Linked DNA regions of Mus musculus: region 1 is linked to region 2. Evidence: chromatin contacts called from ENCODE Hi-C or POLR2A ChIA-PET data. All regions are on one chromosome and are shown on one strand. The core of a region is the stretch at or near the end of the contact, and the rest is flanking DNA. Distances in the headings are between cores, read along the strand shown.

Region 1 (5,068 bases), core at 2,171-4,670, 46 kb before region 2:
TTCTGGCTCTGCCCCCAAAGTGTGTTGTGTAAGTCCATGTAACAGATTTCTAGGTTTCTACTTCTTTATGTATTAACAGAGAGGCTGGGGATGGGGTTGAGGGGGAGGGGGCTCTTATCCTTGCATTTTTAGTAAAACATTTCTACTTGGTTCTCCAAAATCTTTTGCCTACTGTGTGAAGAACTAAGGTGCTTCCGAGGTTCTGCTGCAGAATTGAAATACTGAGGAAAGGCTCGTACTACAGATATGTGTAGCCAAAGCCGCGGTGCTCTCAGTGCTGCCAGGGCTGGCTTACAGTCACTCTAGGAGCTTGAGCTATTTTGTTCCATGGCTTATTAAGCCGGGCTTAGAGTACTGTCAATAATCAAATTCACTATGTATATCTTTAAGTGTTCCCCAAGAAGTAAAGCCAAACCTTAGGGAAAAGAGAGACCAAAATAATAATAATAGTAATAATAATAATAATAATAATAAATATGGAATATCACAAACCCGAAGTCCAGGGTATTTCTGTCCACAAAGGAAATTAACACACCTGAAAAGGATTTTTACTATTATGCATCTATTTCCTAAAGGATCTCCAGACATGGCTTCCTCCTACAGTTGACTGCCAAGACGATTTGCTAATTCCTGTCCCTCAACCAGCCCACCAGCATTTCCTGTTGCAAATTAGTGTTCCAAGCATTTGAGCCTGATCCTAAACACATCCAGACTCTGGGGGGCTCCAAGCTTCCTGCTCCACTGCCTGAGGCAAAGGGCAGCTCACCCTGGTACCAGAATGCGACCCTGTAAGTATGGTCCGGGTGGTGCCTGAGCCAGGAAGGTGGCAAAGTCAAAAAGACCAGAGAAAGAATGCCACTGCTTTCTTCTAGAGGAGACTGTTTCATTGAGGGATAGCTGAGTGTCATAGACAGGAGCAGGAGGGCAGAATGCTAGGGTGACAGGCACAGATATCAGGATCAACCCAGGAAGGCAGGTCAGAAAGCTTGCAATGCAGCTTTGGTCAAGATTAAAGGGAGAAATGGTCTGAAGGGAATGGACATAGTAGTTAACACTTACGTTGTGCCTTCTATCCTTGTAGAAGGTAAGGAGTATTGTATAGAAGTTCTGGCTCTGCCCCCCTCACTTCATTGCCACAATATACAAGCACATCCTTTTATATGCTTATGACCCAGGTCTCTGATCTTCTGAGGCTCAGTCTAAGAGCAATGGTTCTCAACCTTCTTCATGCTGCGATCCTTTAATTTAGTTTCTCATGTTGTGGTGACCCCTCCCCCCCCCAAATTATGTTAGTTGCCACCTCATAACTATAGTCTTGTTATTGTTATGAATTGTAATGTAAATATGTTTTTTTCCAACGGTCTTAGGCAGCCCTATAAAAGGGTCCTTTGTCTCCTCAAAGGGGTCGTGACCCACAGTTGAGAACCACATGTCTATGCCTCTGTCACATACTAAAAGCTTTGGGATTATCTTTTTTTCATATTTTTAGGGGAAGAGGGAAGGAAAGAAAAAGGAGGAAGAGCAGAAGGAAAAGAAGGAAAGAGTCAGGGCAAAAGGAAAGGAGAGAAGAAAAACAATCCCACTATTAAGTGTACGTACTAGTAGGATTTTTTAAAAAGACAAAACAAAGCGAAAAACCAAAATAAAACAAAAACTAAACCAAATGACCCAAGTTCTAGATATATGATATCCTTTGATAACACACAGCCCAAATCCCTCTATGGGTACTTAGCTCTCTCTCTTTCTGCTCTCACAGGAAAGACAGGCTAGATGTACATGTTCCACACGCTGCTCTCTCTATTATGCATGTATAATGTATATTTTGGAGAGAGATGCTGTTTATCGCGTCTTCCTTTTCAAAAGGAACTCAGTCTTTGGATGAGGAGCGAGCTCCCTTCCCGCATGCGTGTGCCTGTTTCTCTGCTGCCAGTGCATCTGACAGGGAACTTTCACATGATGCAATTTATTAAACCCATGCTTTCTGCCAGATTCTGCTTTAGTGCAAATGCCCTTTTGTTTCCGAGGCTCACATTTCCCAGGCTCAGAAGGGATTCTTTCTGGTGTGACTGGGAGATACGGATCTGAAAAGCAGGTCAGCAAAAGATCCCATGGACTTGGGAAGCTGCCAATCAATGCTGTAAAATAAAGCATGTGGCCCGGGGCTGCTGATATCATCAAACCCATGCTATCTCCTTCTCTTAGTGCTAGGGGAGGTGAGGGTGGAGCCTGCCTACAATCGGTAGAGGCAAAGAAAAAGGATTAGGTTAAATGGGAAATTTCTAAGAGTCACATTTCGCCATTTAAAAAAAAAAAAAATGTTTTCAAAGTCTGCCTAACTCCAAGACCTTTTCCAGACTAGGTGGCCTTTGAATTCAGCGTGAGGTGATGTTCTTAGGACTGCCTCTGGAAGCTGACATCACACAGCCTAGCGCGGACCCTTTCCAAACCTTCAACTTTTGTCAGTTTTTTTCAGTCAGACACTCAAAAGCTCTGAATAGTGTGTGTGTGTGTGTGTGTGTCTGTGTGTGTGTGTGTCTGTGTGTGTGTGTGTGTGTCTGTGTGTGTGTGTGTGTCTGTGTGTGTGTGTGTGTGTGTGTGTGTCTGTGTGTGTGTGTCTGTGTGTGTCTGTGTGTGTGTGTGTGTGTGTGTGTGTGTGTGGTGGAAAGTGTGGGGAGGAGAGGTTTACTTTGCAGTAGCTCTTTTGAAGTGTTTAATTCCTCTCTTGTAATCTGTGTGTGGACACACAGTGTAAGCTATCAGTTTGGGTTCAGCAATTCTGTTCTCATTGGCTGATGTTTTCCCCTGTGGCTCGGGGCTTCTGTCCAGCAGCTGGGTGGCAAAGTTTGTTTTATCTGGATTCAGAAATGTTAACAAATTAAAATCATATTCTCTCTCTGTTTTCTCTGTCTCTCTCCCTCCCTCTCTCCCTCTTTCTCTCTCCCTCTTCCTCCCTTAGTCCCTCCTTATCTCTCCTTAATGCTCTCATTTAGGTTGAAGGAGCCCCTGCAGCTGTGTGTGTGTGTGTGTGTGTGTGTGTGTGTGTGTGTGTGTGTGTGTGTGTGCATGCTCAGGGGAGCACTGTGTGTCTGCTTTTCTTCTTCTTTTTGAAAATACAGGAAATGCACAAAAGAAAGACAGTTCGGTTGGAGCCACTGCTTCCCCTCAGCGCCTTTCCCTCCCCGCCCCCACTCCCCAGCACCGGCTTTTAATTTTCAAAAGCACTGCAATTGCTTGGTGTGGTTTCAAGAGCTGGGGTGCCATTCTCCCTGATGATGACTCTGCTGACGTCAATGGCATTCTTATCGTGCCGAGTGCGACATCAGAAACCAGCCCTCAGAGGCTCCTCTTATTCACAGCGTCTGGGCTCTCAGCAAAACGCGGACCGGATTTCAGCAAGGCAAGGCTCCTTCGTTCCAGCAAGCCAGAGTTGTGCTCTGCAAAGCAGCCGCCTTAGTCTGTGGCTTGTCAGTTAGGATCCTGTCCTCTAGTGTCCTCTCCTTCAAGGACCCAAAGGGGACAAGATTGCTGAGTAGAATGTAGACCTCCCTCAGCTTGCAGATCCGTGTTCCGTGCTTCTGATCCCAGGATGGAAGCCAGCCAACCCTGCTCCTGGTCTGTCTTTAGGGTTCACTAAAGCTTTTGATAGAAGATTATTTTCTTATACTGTGTTGCAGGCTCAGTCCTTGAAGTGATCTTGGTTTTTACTCTCTGAATCAGAACCATATTGACTTCATACTGCAGTGAACACCTTTTCCTTCCTTTTCATAAACATTTTGTTTAAGAAATAAGATTGTGGGGATGAAGAAAATAACCATAGCTCAGTATAAAACGGTATCACTGTGAACTGAACATTTTACTGTCAGTGTAACTGTTGGAGAAATCTCACTGACGTGCTCAACTTTCAAGGGACGCACTAGGTTCTAAGTTCAAGTTCGTTATTCATTTCCTCCCCGGGAGCTGCGGACTGCTATTATGCTGCTAAAGAAACAGCCTCTGTTTGCAGTCAAGTTTATTAGGGTTCAACTCTACCTTCAGATTTCAGATTTGGCTATAGCTCAACTGGAAGGCTGTAAAGACCCAAGGACACTTAGCATGGCAGGATGGTGAACACCTAATCTAAGCAGGCATTGCCTGTCTGACATCAATACAGATGAATCAAATGTTGGTACAATCACTTCTCTAAGATTGCCAAACTGCCTATAACCAACTTAGTAGGAGCAACTGTTCAGAAGAAACTCTGTTTAACACCTCAAGGTAGAGCTATTAGTTCTGTGTAGAAATATTTAGAATCCTGACACTGAAGGATGCCAGCCTGTACTTCACTCAACCCTTCTGCATTCATATGAGGTACTGAAGCCCAAAGACGGTTGTATGGTGTATTCAAGATCACACAGTCATTACCCCCACAAGACTGATAAAAAACTAATGCTCACACTGTCATGGTATTCCAGTGCTGATCTTTTAAAATAAAATAAATGTTATTTTTAAGCTTGTTTTCTTTCTTTCCTTCTGTATTTCGTGTGTGTGTGTGTTGTGTGTGTGTGATGAAGGTGGGGGAGACAGTTGGTAAACTGACTGTGGGCTAGAGGATCTGAGTTAAATCTGCAAAAGCCATGTTAAAATTCAAGGTGTGGTAGCATCTGTTTGTGCTTGCAATCCTAGCTTAGGGGAGATAAAGACAGGAAGGTACTTGGGGCTCCACGGCTAGCCAGTCTCCCTTTGTTGATGAACTCCAGACCAAAAGGAGACACTGCCCCCAAAGGAATTGGATGGTTTTTCTGAGAAGGACACCTGAGATTGTTGTCTGGTGTCCACATACATCCACAGGCACACACATGCACACAGACACACACATGCATGCAGACCACGTATCTTAAAAGGATAAGAGGCAGGGCTGGATGTGTTGCTGATAATAGCACTCAGGAAGTTAGGTAGGAAGATGCTAGTCTAGCCTACACAGTGTGACTGTCTCAAAAACAAACAAACAAACAAAACAAAACAGAAGTAATAATCGATTTGATGAGTTCTGGAAAGAAATGGTAAGTTTTCCTGGATTCTAAAATACATG
Region 2 (5,310 bases), core at 2,672-5,171:
TTCCTTGACTTAGGCCCATAGGGGAATTTTGACTGTTTTTTGTAACACAATGATACAATGAGAAGTAGGCATTGAAAACCTATATGTTACCATAGTATGTAGCTTTCCCCACTCAGTTGAAAAAGAGCATGGTCTTGCTATGGGATCAATAACCAGCAGAGGGCTTCCATCCACCGGAAATAGGATGGGAAAATACAGATAATGCCTGCTCATAGCATTCTGATACTGAACAAAATGGGCAGCATCGCTGAAGGATCATTGCTAGGTAAGGAGAAACTGCTATCTGAGGCCCGAGAAACAATGAACTTTGTCATTAGATTGTGTGTTGTGGAGTTCTATCTGTGCCTAGCAGTCCCTTATTAACATCCAACAATACCTTCAATCACATACATGTGTATAAAATGCCATTTGGAATCAAAGAGTTTTTCTGCTGGGCAGTGGTGGCACACCACTTTAATCCCAGCACTTGGAAGGCAGAGGCAGGAGGATTTCTGAGTTCTAGGACAGCCTGGTCTACAGAGTTTGTTCCAGGACAGCCAGGGCTACACAGAGAAACCCTATCTCAGAAAAACAAAACAAAACAAAACCAAAAAAAAAAAACAGCAACAACAAAAAAGTGTTTCTATACTTTTATCTTTTTCACATAAATTGTTAAAAAAATAAATACAAACAAACAAACAAAAAGAAAACCTTTTTCTAATGAGAATTTCAATGTTATTTAATGTTTGGGATGCTTTATAACATCTACATACTTACAATGTTTCCTTCTATGTGACTTCGTTCTTTTAAATGGCTTCCTCTGAACACCGCTATGATCTATTGCAGCATCTCTGTTGCCCACCCACCACCACAGGTTAAGGGACATTCTCATGTACATGGCCCACACCGTTTCCAGCAGTCATTCTCAAGAACATTATCATGTATGTTCCCATATTGAAAACCGATTGATAGCCCCGAGTTTGGCCTTCAGAACCACACAAACATCTAAGGAAAAAAACCACCACCACCACCACCAACAACAACAACAAAAACAACTGATGGCATTGGGGGTGAGGTTTCAGCTCAGTGGTAAAGCTCATGGCCAGCTTGCAGAAGGCTCTGGTTTCAATCCCAGCAACACAAGACCAACCAAAGAACTTACTGAGGATTTTCTATGTCCCACACAATGAGACCAATGCTGCTTATATGGAGCTCCAATAAGGTCATGCAGATCCGATCTACCTTTGCAGCCACAAGCTGAGTTGCTAACACACTTTGAACTGTCCTTTTCTGTCTCCTATTACCCGGTCATGCTTCCATATCTCAGTCTTGTTGATTTCTGGTTTCAGGTAATGTTCCCCTAACGCCCCTACAGAGAACACCATATTCTTTCCTGTTTTGTTGTCGTCATTTCTTTTTCTTTTTTCTTTTTAGACCAAGTCTCACTAGGCTGGTACTCTCCCAGTGTAGACAAAGTTGTCTTTGTGGAGATCCACCTGCCTCTTTCTGAGTGCAGCAATGAAAGCCAGGCCCAGCCACCATATGCATTAGAAGTGCTAATAGCAAGCCCAGGGGCTCACATATGTTGATTGCTGCCCCTCCCCCAAACCAGAGCCCTCACCCCACGCCCAGAGTTCCCCAGGCAGAACTGTCTGCATCTCAGTCTCACTCATTGTGCTTTCCCTCCTGCCTTGTGAGTTCTTTGAAACGAGCAGTTACGCTTTACTGTGTTCCCCACGATTCACAAGGGCTAGAAAGTGAAAACGACCATTGACCAGATGAACAATCCCAACATAGAACGAATACATTCTGGAGACGAAGCGTTGTGCTCACCACTAACTTAAGCTCAGAACTGAACAGGGCTGTACTTGACCTTTGGCTTTGCCAGCTAAAGGAACCTTCAGCAGCATTCTATTCTTTCAACTAACAAAGTAGCCAAACCAGACTCAGACGAATCACAGTTGAATTGATTATGGCATGTCCTTTGTCTCTGCTGTTGTAATTCCACGTACAAGTACAGGTTCTACCAATTCCTGGTGAAAAAGTCAGGTAGTGTGTGTGTGTGTGTGTGTGTTTATAACTCAATTGTCTAAACAAAAGCCTGAGACAGCAATGCAAGCTATGAAGCAAGCAAGGAAGAAAATGGCTTCTTACTAGTCTATTAAATACTTCAGCTAATAAAAGAGCCATGCATACATGTCGTCAGACAAATCTCATTTTCACTAGGAGTCTTTTTATTAGGGAGGCAGGGTGCATAAATTAACTGTTTTAGCTTTAAAAAAAAGTCAGAATACCTAGGCATTCATTATATATATATATATATATATATATATATATAATTGTATATTATATATATATCAAATGTATAAGCAAAGGCCACCAAACAGCCTGTCTATAATCGTGAGCATGTGTAATCTTTATTAAATTTTCATTAAAGTTATTAAGCATGAAGCATCAGCAACATTTCAGGCACACCCAGAAAGAGCCCACTGAGCACTCCTCTGGAGTGACAGGTCCCTTGGCACTAGATTTTCTCTTACTACAGGACAATTTAAAAGGTGATACCAGAAAGCCAGTGATGAGGGGGCGGGGTTTCTCTGAAGATGGCTCGCTCTGCTGTGATCCTTATGCACTTTGCAGTTCATTGTCTCCTCAGCACCCAAGACGCTCTTACACAGGGATCTCATTTCTTGAAGGAAGCCCCACCATATATTATTTTAAATACATGTGAATATATAATATAGTATATTTTAATAAATAATATATCCTACTCTTTTTATCACGTATATGCATGGGACACAGAGACTAAAAAAGATCTAAATAATTACTAGTATCATTACTATCACACAAAAAAACAAAAAAACCCTACAACTTGGCTCCTTTTCTTTAATAAGGTGAAAGTGCTTAAGCAAATGGCCCACATCCTAAGAGAAACCATTGTTCTCTTAAATACCTTGGGTTGGTTGTGCTAACAACTTGTCAAGTAGACCTTCAGTTTTGCTTTATCCTTCAGAACAATGACAGCTGAAGACCGAGTTTCTTCCCGCTGTGTTTTGACTAACTAGCATTTGGATACTTCACTTTTAATCCTCGGGCTTCCTGACTGACAGAATTCTATTCAGAGTAAACATTCTTTTCTTGATGGGATCAAGAGCATCCAGGTTAAAATAGTTCTAAGTGGAATGGCCAGTGTTTTTTCTGGACCAGAACTCTGTGTACATGGCTTTCTGCCTGTCACTTTTCCTGTCCCCTCTACAGGGACAGAGGGAGTGTGTTGTTTTGATATAAGACCTTAGAGACAAAAGCAAAAGCCATTGTTTTAGGCTGGCTATCCCCCTACCTCTAGAATCACTACTAGATGTTATTCAAATAGCTCTAAATATGAAGGCATTTCCAGTGAGATATTGGCCCAAGACATTTTTGTGATTTTTAAGTCCATAATAGTCTAAAGCTACCTGCTACTCAGAAATTAACATTCTTTCATATTCCCTGTGGTGTCTTGTAAGCATACATTTCTTTAAACTTACTATTCTATCTAGTGTTTGCTTGTTTATGGTTGGGGGTCAGGGTTTAAGGCTTGGGCTCAGAGCAAGGATGAGGAGTTATTCCCAGTTCAGCCACAAAGTAGTGTTTTCTCTCAGCAGCCTTGGTTTTTCTCACATTTCCAATAAAGACATCCAAATAGATTTCCTTTGAGGTTTGTTGCTGCATGAAAATTCTCAATTGAATATGATTACATAAAGAAGATGATAATAGTAAACTTAAGAAGCGTAGTGCAGGTGATATTGAGGATGACAAGGTTCTGAGAGGTGGCTGCACTGCAGTTAACTTTCTTAACCTTGGTTTAAAATGAAAGGAACGTTCAAAAGTACTTTCTGTCCCGTCATCATGACTTGGTCCCCACACTCTCAGAGCTTGGGCATTTTTGCCTCTCTGCTGCCCTCTACTGGCCCCACATCCTCTTTGCTTCTGCTACGAGTAACTGGCTCCGGACCTAGGTTATACGTGATACAGGAAGCATTGAAAATGTGTGGGTGTTACCGCCTGGAACAAAAGCATCCCGAGACGTTCGGAGTGAGAAATGACAGAAGGCCACCGCAATCCTCTGTAACCTCCACTCTCCCGTGCCAAAACAGGGGTTAGGAACAAATGGGAAGCGAGGGGACAGAACTGCCCAACGGAATACTTGGGGAGCCACTTATGACCTGATGACCGGCCTTTACCCTTTCTGTAACTTATCTGCTTGCATTCTTGCAACGGTTCTGAGTGGCAGGTACTCATATCTCTGTTCTCTAGTTAGAAATTAAAGCTGGAGAGAATTGGGGTTCACCCTTGCAGGTTTTATCTGAAAGTGTCCCCACTGGCTTTGCAACAAAACAAAACAAACAAATAGACAAAAACTCCTTTCCACCCCTCCCAGGACGTGATCGTAAGGATAGATGAGCCCCAAGCGATGTGTCATCTTTTCTGGGTATCTCAAATCTCAGACAGTCAAGTATCAAGTCTCAACACCAGGATCATCACTGTTCTTGTTGGTAGCTTTTAGGTTTTTCAAGCGTACTTGTTTTTCTAGATTACTGAGAAAAGAGGCCTTTTCCCTGCCCATGTTCCCACCTCGGTTTGCAAAGCTTGGGAAGTAAATGAGACTTTCGTCAGTGGTGTGTGTGTGTGTGTGTGTGTGTGTGTGTGTGTGTGTGTGTGTGTGTTGTCTACAGTGGTCTGTAACAACGCAGCTGCTCTAAGCAGTTAATGACAGCTAATTAGTTTGCCATTCTAGATAAGCCCCAGGTCACAAACTAGTAAGAGGTACAAATGAGGCCTTCTTCACCATAATTGCCTAATTCCAGCAGATAATGATTTCCTCTCAGTGTTATGTAAAAATTGCAGAGACAACCCAGGGACTGCTTCAGTTCTGTGACCTTGAGTGAATAGACTCTCCCTTGAGTTTGGTTTGGGCACCGGCAAAGTGCTGTGGGGGAGGGGAGGTACACTGACCACGGAGAAACCAAGATTGCTTGTTGGTCACGAATCATTCCACCAGTATCCTACATTGTTTTTTTTTTGGGGGGGGGGGAGATGGTCGCCCTACCTACAAGGTAGATACAAGTACCCTCAAGGCAAAAGCATCAGAGAAGAAAAGAACATTGCCTTCTACTCGCCCCCCCCCCACTATGATTTGCCTATTGTGCACGAAGGGGGTGGGGGAAGCTCCTCTCCAGAGGGCTGCACTGTGTGTCTGAGCAAGGGTCTCGGGTTCCATGGAGTTGCGCTCACTAAGAACTCCATGCATGTGCTCACAAAATATGCCCTCAGCACCCCCAGGAAGTAGCA

Evidence for each region. Hi-C counts contacts between places; a loop is a spot of excess contacts on that map. ChIA-PET counts read pairs that join two places held with the same protein, here RNA polymerase II (POLR2A).
Region 1: a map of heart shows a loop between it and region 2 (6-fold over the local background). The contact joins two enhancer-like sites. A Hi-C loop is called at or near these places in 14 of 37 maps with a recorded cell type or tissue (Patski, T-helper 17 cell, gastrocnemius and 4 more). POLR2A ChIA-PET finds 5 or more read pairs at or near these places in 3 of 5 experiments (all embryonic stem cell).

Annotation. Positions count from the first base shown.
Region 1 is chr13:109,820,819-109,825,886 of GRCm38, reverse strand. All of the region lies in intron 7 of Pde4d (phosphodiesterase 4D, cAMP specific), which reads right to left. Among named protein-coding and RNA genes, the nearest start is that of Mir1904, 80 kb to the left of the region's middle. Within about 2 kb of position 3,420, at least 3 of the 3 ENCODE cell types and tissues checked have a DNase peak (open chromatin) inside an H3K27ac peak, as active enhancers do; they include gastrocnemius and heart, where a contact is called at or near this core.
Region 2 is chr13:109,774,903-109,780,212 of GRCm38, reverse strand. The region is part of intron 7 of Pde4d (phosphodiesterase 4D, cAMP specific); the gene reads right to left. Among named protein-coding and RNA genes, the nearest start is that of Mir1904, 130 kb to the left of the region's middle. Within about 2 kb of position 3,921, at least 2 of the 3 ENCODE cell types and tissues checked have a DNase peak (open chromatin) inside an H3K27ac peak, as active enhancers do; they include gastrocnemius and heart, where a contact is called at or near this core.